Regions from separate parts of the Homo sapiens genome. Here region 1 is linked to region 2. Evidence: chromatin contacts called from ENCODE POLR2A ChIA-PET data. All regions are on one chromosome and are shown on one strand. Each heading gives the region's core, a stretch centred on a gene start or an enhancer-like site at or near the end of the contact. The rest is flanking DNA. Distances are from core to core; before and after follow the strand shown. Region 1 has its middle 11 kb from the start of NUP153-AS1. Region 2 holds the start of LINC01011 (long intergenic non-protein coding RNA 1011).

What was found. ChIA-PET counts read pairs that join two places held with the same protein, here RNA polymerase II (POLR2A).
Region 1: POLR2A ChIA-PET joins it to region 2 with 17 read pairs in A673. The contact joins the enhancer-like site here to the promoter of LINC01011 in region 2. POLR2A ChIA-PET finds 5 or more read pairs at or near these places in 2 of 52 experiments (A673 and RWPE1).

The regions. Positions count from the first base shown.
Region 1 is chr6:17,713,927-17,721,648 of GRCh38, forward strand. No RefSeq gene overlaps it. Among named protein-coding and RNA genes, the nearest start is that of NUP153-AS1, 11 kb to the left of the region's middle. Within about 2 kb of position 1,350, at least 9 of the 41 ENCODE cell types and tissues checked have a DNase peak (open chromatin) inside an H3K27ac peak, as active enhancers do; they include A673, where a contact is called at or near this core.
Region 2 is chr6:2,982,381-2,989,653 of GRCh38, forward strand. It overlaps LINC01011 (long intergenic non-protein coding RNA 1011), which reads left to right and starts at 5,587. Exons shown (of 3, transcript NR_026856.1): 1 at 5,587-5,651; 2 at 7,148-7,273. It overlaps NQO2-AS1 (NQO2 antisense RNA 1), which reads right to left. Exons shown (of 2, transcript NR_186367.1): 2 at 6,956-7,273. RefSeq lists enhancers at 1-544, 5,529-6,338, 6,339-7,148, 7,149-7,273 and a silencer at 6,532-6,951.

The DNA.
Region 1 (7,722 bases), core at 100-2,599, about 15 Mb after region 2:
TGGCTGGCTAATTTTTTGTATTTTTTTTTTTTTAGTAGAGACGGGGTTTCACTGTGTTAGCCAGGATGGTCTCGATCTCCTGACCTCGTGATCCGCCTGCCTTGGCCTCCCAGAGTGCTGGGATTACAGGCGTGAGCCACCGTGCCCGGCCATAGCTTGACCTCTTAAATAGCTGCTATGAAGCTAAGACAATAATTGGACATAGTATTTTCTCCAAACATTACTTCTGGAAAAGTTCAATTTGATAACAATAATGGATATGTTAGTCTAAAAGTTTCCAGAAGAAGTCATCACAACATGCCTATTGTTCTTAACTCCTGCAATAGAGAAGGCCTAAAAAGCTGTGCAATACAAAAGGTGAAAAATCATATTTAAAAACTTACATACATCACCCCTTGTGTAGGCCAAATAGAAGCATGTTTGCTCATGTGAACAGTTAAACATCAAGGGCAGATAATGAGGTCACTGAAGTTCCTGTAAAGAGCAGGCTTAGGAATTTCTGTTCCTTGCTCATCTACAACAACCAACAATTTAAGTAAGAATTGATGAGCCAGCAGCTTATTGATCATGTAGATTTTTTTTTTCCTTTTACCATTCAGTAACTTTCACTTTTACCACAAAGTGAGCAGAAATGAGATGAACCATTTTTTAATTGTTATTTTCATTAGCTTCTATTTCCAAAGGAAGCTAGGCTACTAGCTGAAATGAAAATCTGGATTTAGCACATCCTTATTCTGTATCATCACAGGTAGCAGAGTTGATTTAACAGAGCAATTACACAAGCATAATGGTTAGTTAAGATGATTTTAAGCCAATATCTATAATCCATGGCCAGTGGCCTCAATGTAGCTTACCTTGTTTGGATCCATTATAATGACAGTAGGATATCATGAGCTACCAAAAGTAGGCTTCTTTAAAACCAAAAAAAAAAAAAAAAAAAAAAACCCAATAAAAAGAACTCTTCAAATATTCTCCAAAGCAAAGATGAGTGAGGTTATATCATTCTACATTTAGTATTAAAAAGGCAGTATCACCAAACAAATTGAAGGCAACTTTGCAGACGTTGAGCAAAACCTACTTAAACAACCACCCCCAACTACAGAAAACTCTCCCCCTCTCCCCATGAAGGTGTAGCTTCCACTATGTACCCATACAATGTGTAGAATAAAAGCATCAAAGCAGACCATAGGCCTCCAAGAAGGCCACAACCAAGCAACAAAGAGCATCAACTAGCCACAGTTAAACCCAAGCCATAACTTAAATGCTTTCAATTAGTAACAGTTACATTTTCTTTTTCACTTGTTTGGTCATAAAATCTTGCCCCTTCAATGAGTCAGCAGTGACTCATAAGCACTTCCTACAAGAAGCACCCGCTTTTAGGCCCATCCCTTCCAGCCGAAGTGCTGAGACCCAGGATTGATTTTAGCTTCATCCTTGCTGATGCTTGAGTTTAATCACTTGTCTCTCTCATACTGGATATCCATGTTGGCCAGCAGTTACTCTGCAAAGTAGTGGTCTGCTGCTGTGCAGTGAGGAGGCAAATCCACAAAGGGGCACCAGGAGTAGTAGACAATTGGGAAGGAAATGCCATTTTTCTCTCTTCGCTCTTGTCCACTATAGCTCTGCCTCTTTGACTCCTCATCATAAGGTCCCAGCCTTTACAACTATGCCTCCTCCTGTACCAGCAGAGTCTCCTCTCAAGGTTTGGTTTTGGTTTACAAACAAAGAGGAACTGACTTTTTGCCTACACCACTAACTTTAGAACACGGTCCTTTGAAAAGTATCCAAAACTGAGGTCGGGAGTTCGAGACCAGCCAGACCAACATGGAGAAACCTCGTCTCTGCTAAAAATACCAAATTAGCCGGGTGTGGTGGCATATGCCTGTAATCACAGCTACTCGGGAGGTTGAGGCAGGAGAATTCCTTGAACCCAGGAGGCGGAGGTTGTGGTAAGCTGAGATCGCACCAATTGCACTCCAACCTGGGCAAAAAGAGCAAAACTCTGTCTCAAAAAAAAAAAGAAAATCCAAAACTGAGATGGAGGGGAAAAAACGCGACAGTTCTGAGAAGCTTTCTGCCTTAATTTCTTTCTTTCTTTCTTTCTTCTTTATTATTATTATTATTTTTTTTTGAGATCGTGTCTTGCTCTGTTGCCCGGGCTAGAGTGCAGTGGTGAGATCTCCGCTCACTGCAACCTCCGCCTCCATAGTTCAAGTGATTCTCCTGCCTCAGCCTCCCAAGTAGCTGGGACTACAGGCACCTGCCACCAAACCCGGCTAATTTTTATATTTTTTAGTAGGAATTGGGATATCCTAATTTCAAGTTAATGAAAAGAACAAGAAAAGTGCAGTGGTTAGTTTTACATGAGATCCAAACAAAACAGGTCAGATCACTTGTTTCAATTTCTCCAGCAATTTTCCACTGAAAACTTCCTATATATGGAAGGAATATAGAAAAAGAAAAGAGGAAATGTTTAAGGAGTGATGTCAGACAAAAGAGAAGGAGGCTGAGACGAGCAAGCAGGGAGGGCAAATTTTAAATTCTGGCAAATAGTCACTGCTAGACATGTCTGAAAATACCATCAAAAATTCTGCCAGGTTCACGGCCAACCTGAACTCACCCTTGGTGTATTTTCCCTCTATAAGGCAGTCTTTTGGGTCCAGATTGGCTCCTTGTTGACCTAAATTCAAAAGCTGTAAAAAAACGAACAAAGGATGAGTGATACCTTGCAGAAATGGTGTTACCGAAACCCAGAGTGTCACTTACTGGCGTCATAAATAATGAAGGACTAATAAATAATACATGGAAAAGAAAAGACCCTCGTCATTGTCACTTCATGTTTTCCTCACATTTTGTATCCATAAAGCCAGGCACAAATTGAATGAATATTTATTGAAAGGATGAATGGACATTTATAGGAGGTTTCACAATTCCTTATTTCCCTCAACAACTTTTATGTTATGCAAATGTTTTCTGTGTTTGAAAAAAAATACTTTAAAATGAAACTTGTTAAAACAATCTTTTATTGCTAGAACACTTGAAATCTCCCTTTTGCTTTTAAACACAATTTACCTGAGACCATGTACTATTTGCAGTATCAGAGGTAAACAGAAAAATCACTTTTTTTTTTTTTTTGAGACGGAGTCTCGCTCTGTCGCCCAGGCTAGAGTGCAGTGGCGCGATCTCAGCTCACTGCAAACTCCGCCTTCCGGGTTCACGCCATTCTCCTGCCTCAGCCTCCCGAGTAGTTGGAACTACAGGTGCCCGCCACCATGCCCGGCTAATTTTTTGTATTTTTAGTAGAGACAGGGTTTCACCGTGTTAGCCAGGATGGTCTCGATCTCCTGACCTAGTGATCCACCCTCATTGGCCTCCCAAAGTGCTGGGATTACAGGCGTGAGCCACCGCGCCTGGCCTCAGAAAAATCACTTTTATGGACTCAGATCAAGATGGTGCTTTCTCTGGGGGATTATGCCAAAATAGGAATGTGACCTGAAGGGAGAAGGAAGTGCACTTTAAAAACAGACCTTCGGCCGGACGCGGTGGCTCACGCCTGTAATCCCAGAACTTTGGGAGGCTGAGGCGGGTGGATCACGAGGTCAAGAGATCAAGACCATCCTGGCCAACATGGTGAAACCCCATCTCTACTAAAAATACAAAAATTAGCTGGGCATGGTGGCACGTGCCTGTAGTCCCAGCTACTTGGGAGGCTGAGGCAGGAGAATCGCTCGAACCTGAGAGGCGGAGGTTGCCATGAGCTAAGATCACACCACTGCACTCCAGCCTGGCGACAGAGTGAGACTCTGTCTCAAAAAAAAAAAAAAAAAAAAAAAAAAAACCACAAAAAAACAGGCACTTTAGAAGGCTGAGGTGGGAAGATTACATGAGGCCAGGAGTTTTAGATTAGACTGGGCAATGGTGCAAGACCCCCATCTCTCCAAAAACAGTTTTTAAATAGCCGGGTGTGTTGGCATGCACCTGTCATACTAGCTACTCAGGAGGCTGAGGAGGGAGAATCACTTGAACCCAGGAGTTTGAGGCTGCAGTGAGCTATGATCATGCCACTGTACTCCTGCCTGGGTGACAGAGTGAGATCCTGTCTCTAATAAATACATACATACAGAATGACAGACTTTCGGGAATAGCATTCAACAGCTATAGAAGACCATGTATTCTGCAGATGGTAACATGATAATGGGATGTGTCCTGCCATTTAGGGACAAGTGGAAGTGGTCATACTCTTTTTTTTTTTTTTTTTGAGATGGAGTCTCGCTCTTGTCACCCAGGCTGGAGTGCAATGGTACGATCTCAGCTCACTGCAACCTCCACCTCCCGGGTTCAAGCGATTCTCCTGCCTCAGCCTCCTGAGTAGCTGGGATTACAGGTGTCCACCACCATGCTCGGCTAATTTTTGTACTTTTAGTAGAGATGGGGTTTCACCATGTTGCCAGGATGGTCTCCAACACCTGACCTCAGGTGATCCGCCCGCCTTGGGCTCCCAAAATGCTGGGATTACAGGCATGAGCCACTGTGCCCCACCAGAAGTGTTCGTACTTATAAGTATTTTGAGTAAATACATATGCAGATAAATTTCCTTTTGGAAATATTTGTTGCTTAGGATTTTAAATGATTTGCAGATTAAAAGCTTCAGATTAGCTGTCATGGTTTCCCCTCCTCAACTTGGTGGGCTTGGAGTCAGGACTTTCAATTTAAAGAACGTGAGTACAATTTAGTGATTCTTTAGCAGAGAATGCTATTTATTTATTTATTGAGATAGTGTCTTGCTCTGTCATCCAGGCTGGAGTGCAGTGGTGCAGTCTTGGCTCACTGCAACCTCCACTGCCCAGTTTCAAGCGATTCTCCTGCCTCAGCTTCCCAAGTAGCTGGGACCATGGGCGTGCACCATTGCACCCGGCCAATTTTTGTATTTTTAGTAGAGATGGGTTTTCGTCATGTTGGCCAGGCTGTTCTCGAGCTCCTGTCTCAAGTGCTCCACCTGCCTCGGCCTCCCAAAGTGCTGGGATTACAGGCATGAGCCACTGCACCCTGCCTATTTATTTTTTTAAAGACAGGGTCTCGCTCTGTTGCCCAGGCTGGAGTGCAGTGGTACAATCAGAGCTCGCTGCAGCCTTGAACTCCTGGGCTTAAGGGATCTTCCCACCTCAGCCTCCTAAGTAGCTGGGACCACAAGCACACACCACCACGCCCAGCTAATTTTATTTTTTGTAGAGATGGGGTCTTGGTACATGACCAGGCTGGTCTCTAACTCCTGGGCTCAAGTGATCCTCCTGCCTCAGCCTCCCAAAGTACTGGCACTACAGGTATGAGCTCACTGCACCTGGCCTCCTTTCTTTAGATGAAATACATTCTTCTGTACAAAAGGCCAGGTGACAGAAGGTACTGTAAAATGTGCACTGGAGACAAAAATACATAGACCTAAGGTTGCAAGGGAACAAACTGTGTCCTCAAATAATTGCAATATCTAGGTAGGATCTTGCAGAGATGAAGAGGAGGCCAAGGAATAGGATTTAAAGCCTCCACTGTTAGTAACTAAGTGCAGGAAATGATAGCACTATTTATTTATTTATTTATTTATTTATTTATTTATTTATGTATTTATTTATTGAGTGCCCACACTATGCTGTGCACCTTGCTGGGTGCCTTCCATGCATTTTTTTTTATCCTTATGAGGACTCTTTTAGGGAATAAAAGAGAAGGGTTATTAAGTATGCTCAAGGTCATACCAAATAGTTGACAGAAATGGGCTTTGAACACAGGTCTGACTGATTTTTAAAAACTCTAGTTCTTCCATTAGCCAGGTGACACTCTAGAGCTTCCCACAGGCAATGGGCAGGTGGAGAGGGTGGAGCCTGAGATATTTATGGAAGCTGCCGAGCTAACTGGAATCCCTGACTCTTCTCACCTAGGTATGTGTAGCTGCTTTTCCGTTAGCGCCTTGGCAGGATTTCAGGAGCAGAGTAGGGACTCTGCTAACCAGATCAGTGTACTGGGTGATGTGCTCTTGGGCCCCAGACACTTGTGAACTCCTTTCTTTGTATAGCTGCCAGATAACATTCAAAACACTCCATTAAGTTTGAATTTCAGATGAACAATGAATAACTTTTTGTATATGTCCTCAATATTGCAAATATGGCATGAAGCAATTAATTTGCTAAACCTGGCAATGCTACTTCTTTGCCCTATTTCAAAATGGCTTAAATTATATATATATATATATATATATATATTTTTTTTTTTTTTTTTTTTTTTTTTAAGAGACGGAGTCTCATCTGTCACCCAGGCTGGAGTGCAGTAGTGTGATCTCGGCTCACTGCAACCTCTGCTTTCTGGTTTCAAGCGATTCTTCTGCCTCAGCCTCCCTAGTAGCTGGTATCACAGGTGTGCACCACGACACCCGGCTAATTTTTTTTTTTTTTTGACAGAGTCTCGCACTGCTGCCCAGGCTGGAGTGCAGTGGCACAATACTGGCTCACTGCAAGCTCTGTCTCCCGGGTTCACACCATTCTCCTGCCTCAGCCTCCCGAGTAGCTGGGACTACAGGCGCCTGTCACCACACCCGGCTAATTTTTTGTATTTTTAGTAGAGACACGGTTTCACCATGTTAGCCAGGGCGGTCTCGATCTCATGACCTCGTGATCCGCCCGTCTCGGCCTCCCAAAGTGCTGGGATTATAGGCGTGAGCCACCGTGCCTGGCCTTAAATTAGAATTAGCAAGTAGTTGTGTGCACTGGAGTGACTTGCAGTCTACACATGCTCTTTAGCTTGGAGTTACTGGAATTGTAAGAAACTCTGAACCACAAGCACGTCTCTTCTTCCACCCTGACCCCACCAAGCTGTTAAATGGTTTGTCAAGGGATGTCACTCTTATTCATTGTATTAGTTTCCAGTGCAGCAAACATAAATCTTATGTCCACAACTTATGTGGTATGCTGTAAATGTAAATTGATATTCTTTTTTTTTTTTTCCCTGGAGACAGGGTCTCCCAGGCTGGAGCACAATGGTGCAATCTCAGCTCACTGGAACCCCACCTTCCAGGCTCAGTCAGTCCTCCCACCTCAGCCTCCCAAGTAGCTGGGACTACAGACACCACCACACCCAGCTAATTTTGCATTTTTGTAGAGACGGGGTTTTGCCATGTTGCCTAGGCTGGAATTGATATTCTTTAACTCAACAAAATTTCTGTTTCAAAACCCCATTATTATTATTATTATTATTTTTGAGACAGAGTCTCACTCTGTCGCCCAGGCTAGAGTGCAGTGGCGTGATCTCCACCTGCCAGGTTCAAACGATTCTCCTGCCTCAGCCTCCCCAGTAGCTGGGATTACAGGCACCCATCACCATGCCTGGCTAATTTTTTGTATTTTTATAGAGACGGGGCTTCACCATGTTAGCCAGGATGGTCTCGGTCTCCTGACCTCGTGATCCACCTGCCCCAGCCTCCCAAAGTGTTGGGATTACAGGCATGAGCCACGGCACCTGGCCTACAACCCCCCATTGTTTTTAAGAGGTGGCAGAATATAACCTCAGTCAAGTCAGGGTTCACTGTCCCTGTCCCTTTTCCTAGAATTGTTCCCAGAGCTCACATAGTGCTATGTATGTGTGTGGTGGGTGGGGCGGGGGCTGGGGGGCGGGGGGAGCTTCCGTTCTTTGCTGTCCTCTGTGAAAATTACTACCGAGCCCCTCTCATTCCTGTCCATGTGG
Region 2 (7,273 bases), core at 4,337-6,836:
TGCTGGTGTTGTGAGCCACTGCGCCTGGCCCATTAGTCAGGTTTGTGAAACTTCTATTAGGTCTACCTGTGCACTTCCATGTAAAATCTAGTTTTAGCAAAGAACTCCCCAGTTTCACTGTGCAATCACCCTTGATATCTGATCAGGCACCTCATCCTCCACCGCCTCCCAGGGGCTGTCTGATCACCCTGACCTGCCTTCCGCAAGAATTCTGTGAGGTCGGTTTAGCCAGAATCCCTCTGACCCCTGATGTCTCCTCTTAGTCATTTTCCATCCACTGACCCCACCCTGCTCCTTGGCTATAAATCCCCACTTCCTCAGGCTGTATTTCTGGTTGAGCCCAATCTCTCTCCTGCACTACAAGACTCTGTTACAGCAGTTTCTAACCCTATTGAGTTGGTCCTGAATAAAGACTTCTTTACTATGCTTTAATAAGTATCATGGATCATCAAATCATTTATTTATTTATTTATTACCACCGGCAACAGAAAGGTGCAGTGTGACAGCCCACAGGGGCAAAGGGTGAGTGTGCTTTAAGGGAGGAGAGAAGGGTGTGGGCTGGGGAGAGGCCCCCAGGGAGGTAGGGTAGGGCTGGATGGTGTGTCAGGGATGGGCTGGGAAAGAGTCCTTGTGCCATTCTAGGAAATTTGGGTTTTATCCCTCAGACATTGGGGAACCAGCACAGGATTTTAATGAGAGGAGAGGATTGCTTTCTCTTTTTTCCCTTTCTTGCCCCCTTTTTTCCATCCTTTCTTCTTTTCCTCCTCCCTCCCCCGCCCCAACCCCCGTCTCACTCTGTAGTCCAGGCTGGAGTGCAGTGGTGTGATTATAACTTGCGGCAGCCTCTACCTCCTGGGCTCAAGCAATCCTCCTGCCTTAGCCTCCAGAGCAGGGACTACTGGCATGTGCCACCACACCACACCTTCCTTCTTTTCTTCCTTCCCAACTCCAGCATCAGGCCTTAGGATGGGCAGGGTGCAGAAGACAGTGACAGCAGGGAGCTGTTTAGAAATTGGCCTCAGGAGCCCAGAACACAGGTAATTTGGGCCTTAGCCAGGCACTGGCAATGGTGATGTCTGTGAGGCAGAGAGCTAATTAGGGGGCAGAAATCATAGACTATACTGAACAAGTGGATTTTGAGAGAGAAGGGCAGAGTTACAGTTCCAGATGGTTTGTATTTATTCTAACTCAGAGAACTGGGTACATGAAAGAGTATATAGGGGGAGGAGGATCAGATTTAGGGGTCAGATAATCAGTTTGAGTCAAAAGGGGCTTAGAGTGCTGGTGAACATTTAGGTGAAGATGTCCAGAGGACAGGTAGAAATTACGACAAAGGTAAGAGCTATCGATGCTAAATGAAGCTGGGGGAGAAACTCCTTGATCCAGCAACAAACATTTTAAAAGACAGCTGGAAAAGGAGCACATGGCAAAGAGGACAGAGAAGGAGAAGACAGAAGAAACAGAGAACCAGGTCAGCATCCGCTGCTGGTGCTGAGAGGAAGAGGAGAGTCAGAATTGAAAAGGGCATTTCTCATTCCCAAGTCGTTAGTTACCAAGGGACGATAGATGGGAGGAGCAAAAACTGAGGCAGATCCAGGCCTGGAGACACATGGAGAGAGTTGTCTTAGAATACTCTTTCAAGAAACTTATCTGGGATGAATGAGAAGACGAACTGGAGCTGGAGGTGGGACTGTGTCTTTTGAGATAGGAGCCTTGGCTGTGACCCATACAATGTGTAAGGAGAGGCATCACACCTCTTCCACCCCTACAAGTTGATACTCTCATATTTAAAATCTGAGTTAAGGCCAGGTGCGGTGGCTCATGCCTGTAATCCCAGCATTTTTGGAGGCCGAGGCAGGCGGATCACTTGCAGTCAGGAGTTTGAGACCAGCCTGGTCAACATGATGAAACCCTGTCTCCACTAAAAATACAAAAAAAAGTTAGCCAGGCATGGTGGTGTGTGCCTGTAATCCCAGCTACTCAGGAGGCTGAGGCAGGAGAATTGTTTGAACCTGGGAGGTAGAGGTTGTAGTGAGCCAAGATCACACCACTGCACTCCAGCCCAGGTGACAGAGTGAGACTCCGTTTCAATAAATAATAATAATTAATTAATTAGCCAGGCGTGGTGGCAGGCACCTGTAATCCCAGCTAGTTGGGAGGCTGAGGCAGGAGAATCGCTTTAACCCGGGAAGCTGAGGTTGCAGTGAGCCAAGATTGCGCCATTGCATTCCAGCCTGGGTGTCACAGCGAGACTCCATCTCAAAAATAAATAAATTAATAAATTAAAATAAAATCTGAGTTAAATTTAAATAATTGTGTTGTTCTGGAGATTTTTTAAAAAATATCATCACTGGTCATAAGAATTTGAGGAATAGCTAAATAACAAAACAGAGGTTTCTCTCTCTGTCTCTCTTCCTTTTTCCATAACAAGAGAAGCTCATCTTCTTATCTGGTCTGGAATCACTTGGGTGACATTTCAAAATGCAAATTAAGAGCCAGGTGGGCAGGTCCCCAATGCGTTGGGATGGGCCGCAGCTGACTGGGCAGCCTCCCTTGAGCTCCCAGGACTTTGCCGAAGGGAGTGGCGTCCATTTGCATGAGGAGCTCAGGAAAACTGCTCCTCAGGTGCCGAGTTAGAGACACCTAGTGAGCTTCACCAGAGTAGTTTTGACCAGGGATACAACAAAGCTCCTAAAACTGAAAAAGCACGAAAACAAAAATGGTTGTGAACAGGGCTCAGCGATGACGAGGCTACATTCAGCCAGTGTGTGTCTGGTGCCATGGTAGACACACCCCTGGGATCCTGCCGCCCTGGCACAGGGGGTGCTCTGGGAGACAGAGGCTGGAATTGGACTGCATTGCAGCCAGGTGGCCTTGGAGACCCAGAAGGGTGCCTCCTTGGGCAAACTTAATGTTCCCCCTAAAGAGATCCCTTTGAAGATCCGCATGGCTTTCACACAAAGGGCGTGGGGTTTAGTTCCAAAACGTAGGCTTGGGTATTATAGAATAAAAGCAAAAGAGGGCACAAGATGTGCATTTTCATTATGTTTACTTAGTGAAGGGTGGGCAGACATTTTCATTATTTTTGGGTTTTTTGTTTGTTTGTTTTTGAGACAGAGTCTTGCTCTGTAGCCCAGGCTGGAGTGCAGTGGCAAGATCTTAGCTCACTGCAACCTCCGCCTCCTGGGTTCAAGTGATTCTCCTGTGTCAGCCTCCTGAGTAGCTGCGATTACAGGCACCCATCACCACGCCTGGCTAATTTTTGTATTTTTAATAGAGACGGGGTCTCACCATGTTGGCCAGGCTGGTATCAAACTCCTGATCTCAGGTGATCCACCTGCCTCAGCCTCCCAAAGTGCTGGGATTACAGGCATGAGCCACCGCGCCCGGCCCATTTTCATTATTTTTAAACAAAGGCGAGCAATTCACTTTCTGGGTGCCCACCTGAAGTAGAGAATCCCAACCCCTTACCATGAAAACAGATAATCTGTTCACTGAGCCCCAAGGACAAAGCAGCCAGGGTCGACTGAGGGGCTACTGCAGCCTTCCTCTCTGACTCCTCCCACCTAACCATTCCCTCAATACCTCAATACACACACTCCTTTCTTTCCCAAGTCTATTGCCTCTTCCAAAAGCAATGTAAGATCCGCCCCAGAACAGTGGGGAGTTCTTATCCTTTCCGTTACCTAAGCAACCTGAGGGCAAAGACCTTTAGATCACCGGCAGTGCTGTTCTTTGGGTAACTTGATCTTTGCTTATCAGCTTTAATAACTTTATTATACGAAATACCCAGCCTTGATGAAGTATCGATGACTCACTAACTGTGGTGTAACTAATTGTTTCATTCATTCTACAAACTTTTTTTTTTTTTTTTGAGACAGAGTCTCACTCTGTTGCACAGGCTGGAGTGCAGTGGCGCGATCTCAGCTTACTGCAACTTCCACCTCCTAGGTTTGAGCGATTCTCCTGCCTCAGCCTCCTGAGTAGCTGGGATTACAGGCGCGTGCCACCACACCCGGCTATTTTTTGTATTTTTAGTAGAGACGAGGTTTCACCATGTTGGTCAGGCTGGTCTCAAACTCCTGACCTCGTGATCTGCCCACCTTGGCCTCACAAAGTGCTGGGATTACCGGCATGAGCCACCGCGCCTGGCCTCATTCTACAAACTTTTATTCTGCACTCACTATAGGCTGGGAGCTACACTAGGGCCTGGGGACATGAAGACAGGCGACACGGTCCCTGGGCTCAAGATGCCAGACAGATGTGCAAACAAGTGAAATCTGATGTGATATGTGCTTTAGTGGTGCCAAGGATAAAAGGATAAGTGTTAAGAAAAAGTAGCAACAATATGTCTGACTGGGAGAATCAAGAAAGGTGTCATAGAGTCCCTAACACTTGAGCTGAGAATGAGAAAGAGCATGAGCTGGCCAGGTGACACACAGAGCATATTCCAACCTAGGAGACTGGGAAATGGGCCAAAATATATACGTTTGAGGAAACAAATAGCTTACTATATAATTAAATATGAGGCAGTTTAGACTGGGCCCTTATGGATAAGTCACACCCATAAATTTTATTTCATCTTACAGGCAGTGGAGAGCCTCTGGAGGATTCTGAGCTTCGTGGTCTCATCATCAGAGTTATGTATGGCAACCATCCCAACCTTTTTGGCACCAGGGAGGGGTTTTGTGGAAAACTATTTTTCCTTGGACAGCAGAGGATGGTTTCGGGATGATTCAAGCACATGACACTTCTTGTGCACTTTATTTTCAGTGGGAGCCCTGAGCTTGTTTTCCTGCAACTATCTGGCCCCATGTGGGGGTGATGAAGACAACGGCAGATTATCAGGCATTAGATTCTCATAAGGAGCGCACATCCTAGATCCCTTATGTGTGCAGTTCACAGTAGGGTTTGTGCTCCTATAAGAATCTAATGCTGCCTGATCTGATAGGAGGCAGAGCTCTGGTGGTAATGCAAGCAATGGGGAGCAGCTGCACATACAGATAAAGCTTCACTAGCTCACCCACTGGTGGCTCACCTCTTGCTGTGTGTCCTGGTTCCTAACAGGCTACAGACCAGTCAGGTCTGTGGCCCGGGGGTTGGGAACTCCTGGTGTATGGAAGAGACTACTCTGCAGCAATGTGGACAAATAGGATGAGGGTGAGCTGTCAGGGGAGACAGGCACACATGGCAGAGCTATTTAAAAAGGAGGATAGATGACCAGGCACAGTGGCTCATGCCAGTAATCCCAGCACTTTGGGAGGCAGAGGCAGGCGGATCACGAGGTCAGCAGTTCAAGACCAGCCTGGCCAACATGGCAAAACCTCATCTCTGCTAAAAATACAAAAATTAGCTGGGCGTGGTGACATGCGCCTGTAATCCCAGCTACTCAGGAGGCTGAGGCAGGAGAATCACTTGAACCCGGGAGGCAAAGATTGCAGTGAGCCGAGATCGTGCCATTGCACTCTAGCCTGGGCAACACAGCAAGACTCTGACTGGAAAAAAAAAAAAAAAAAAAGGAGGATAGACAGGGCTTGGGGATTGGTGGATGGGTAGATAAGGAAGGAGGAGTCTAGCATGACTCTCAGACTACTGACTTGGACCAGCAGGGGAATGGCTGTGACAATAAATAAGATTGGGAAAACAAGAAGGTGAGCAAATTTAGAGGAGAAAATGAATTTCATTTTTGGCATGGTGTGGAAGGCTCGGGAGAGAGGTCTAGGCACCAGATGTCAACGTGAGGTGAAATGGATATAGCTGAAGTCAAGGGTGTGGTGAGGTTTTGCAGGGAGAGCAGGGACCTCCAGCAAGGCCAGTGCATAAGGGAGAATAGAGAAAAAAAGAACCAGAAAAAGACAAGGAGAGGCCAGAGAGGTGTGGAAAGAACCAGGGAAGACAGTTATTCACAACAAACAAAAGAGGGCAGAGTTTTAGAGAAGGAACTGAGCAGTTTGGGGCTCCAGGTGGGGCAGGAGTGGGTGGCCACGGTTGAGGGGCAGTGGCCTTCAAATTGGTCTGGGTAGGTTCTAATGGGTCAGATTGGTCAGTCCTTTCCAGGACACTGAAGGCTGCAGAGGTGTGACTGGATGCTGGTGGAGGGATGCATGGCGGGGAAGCTGAGTCAGATCCTGAAATCCTCCAAGCATGCGCCTGAAATGACCAAGGGAAATGAAGGCGGAGGCTGCTGTCGCCTGGTGGCCTGGGAAGGGCCAAGAGCCAGGGAGCTGGAGGGAGGAGAGAACGTGCGACCTCAGCACGGAGCACTGTAGGGGAGGCGGGGCTGGAGGGAGATGGCGCCGCGCTCCCGGATGAACAGAGAAAGCGACAGGGTGAGTCGCAGGGCACAGTGTGGGATGAGTCACCGACAGCAAGGCATGGACTCCGGGAAGAAGGGGAGACGAGCCGGGAAAGACTTGCATCGGGGATGTGAGCTGAGCTGCACCCAGACAAAAGCGGCTCGGGGCTCCTGAAAGCAGCAGGCACCGCCGGTCCTGCCAAGGGGCTACTTCCTGCGCGGAGTAGGAGAGTAGGAGACCCCAGGCCAGTCCCAATCCCCGGCCCGTCCGGGATGAGGGGGGCTGCGGGAGCTGCGGGGGCCTCCTCCAGGGAGGACGGTTGCAGGGTCCCTCGGCCGCCGCCCACTCCCGGGGGCGTTCCTTCCTCCCAGCTGCGCCCGGAGCGCCTGCTGCCTGGCGAGAGCCCGCCCCTCTGCAACCAGCCCGCTGCAGCGGAGGGCGCCTGGGTGCCCTCGGCCGAGCCAGCAGCCCACGGTCGGCGCCGCACTGTCCCCTGGTGGCGGAGCGCTCCCGCGACCCGGCTCGCCACGCCTGGGAGGGGTCCAGGAGGACGCGGCTGGGACCTGGGGGCTCTCAGGGTGGGGCCTTGGGGGATGAGGCTGGGGCCCGCGGGAAACCGGGCTGGGGCGAGGAGGCTCGCAGGACTTCCTGCCACAGAATGTTTCGATGCTTTTTTTAATTCTGCAAATGTAAGCCTTTCCACTTTAAGTCCAAGCTCAGCGCAGAGGACTGTTCTATAATACATACAATTTAGTTTAAAAATGTTGCAAATGTTAACATGTGTCACAAACTCAAGCAATCCAGTATTATAGAAAGCAAAGAATGAAATGTGCTGCTTCTTTCTCCCCCAGACGCCCTTGCATACATTAAGATATGTATATATGGAAATGTTACCGGGAGTCCCGGTTATCCCAAAAAGGGTTGTTTCCTGTTGCGTGGTGAGGCCAATGCACGAAACCGAAAGGGAGTGTGTCAAG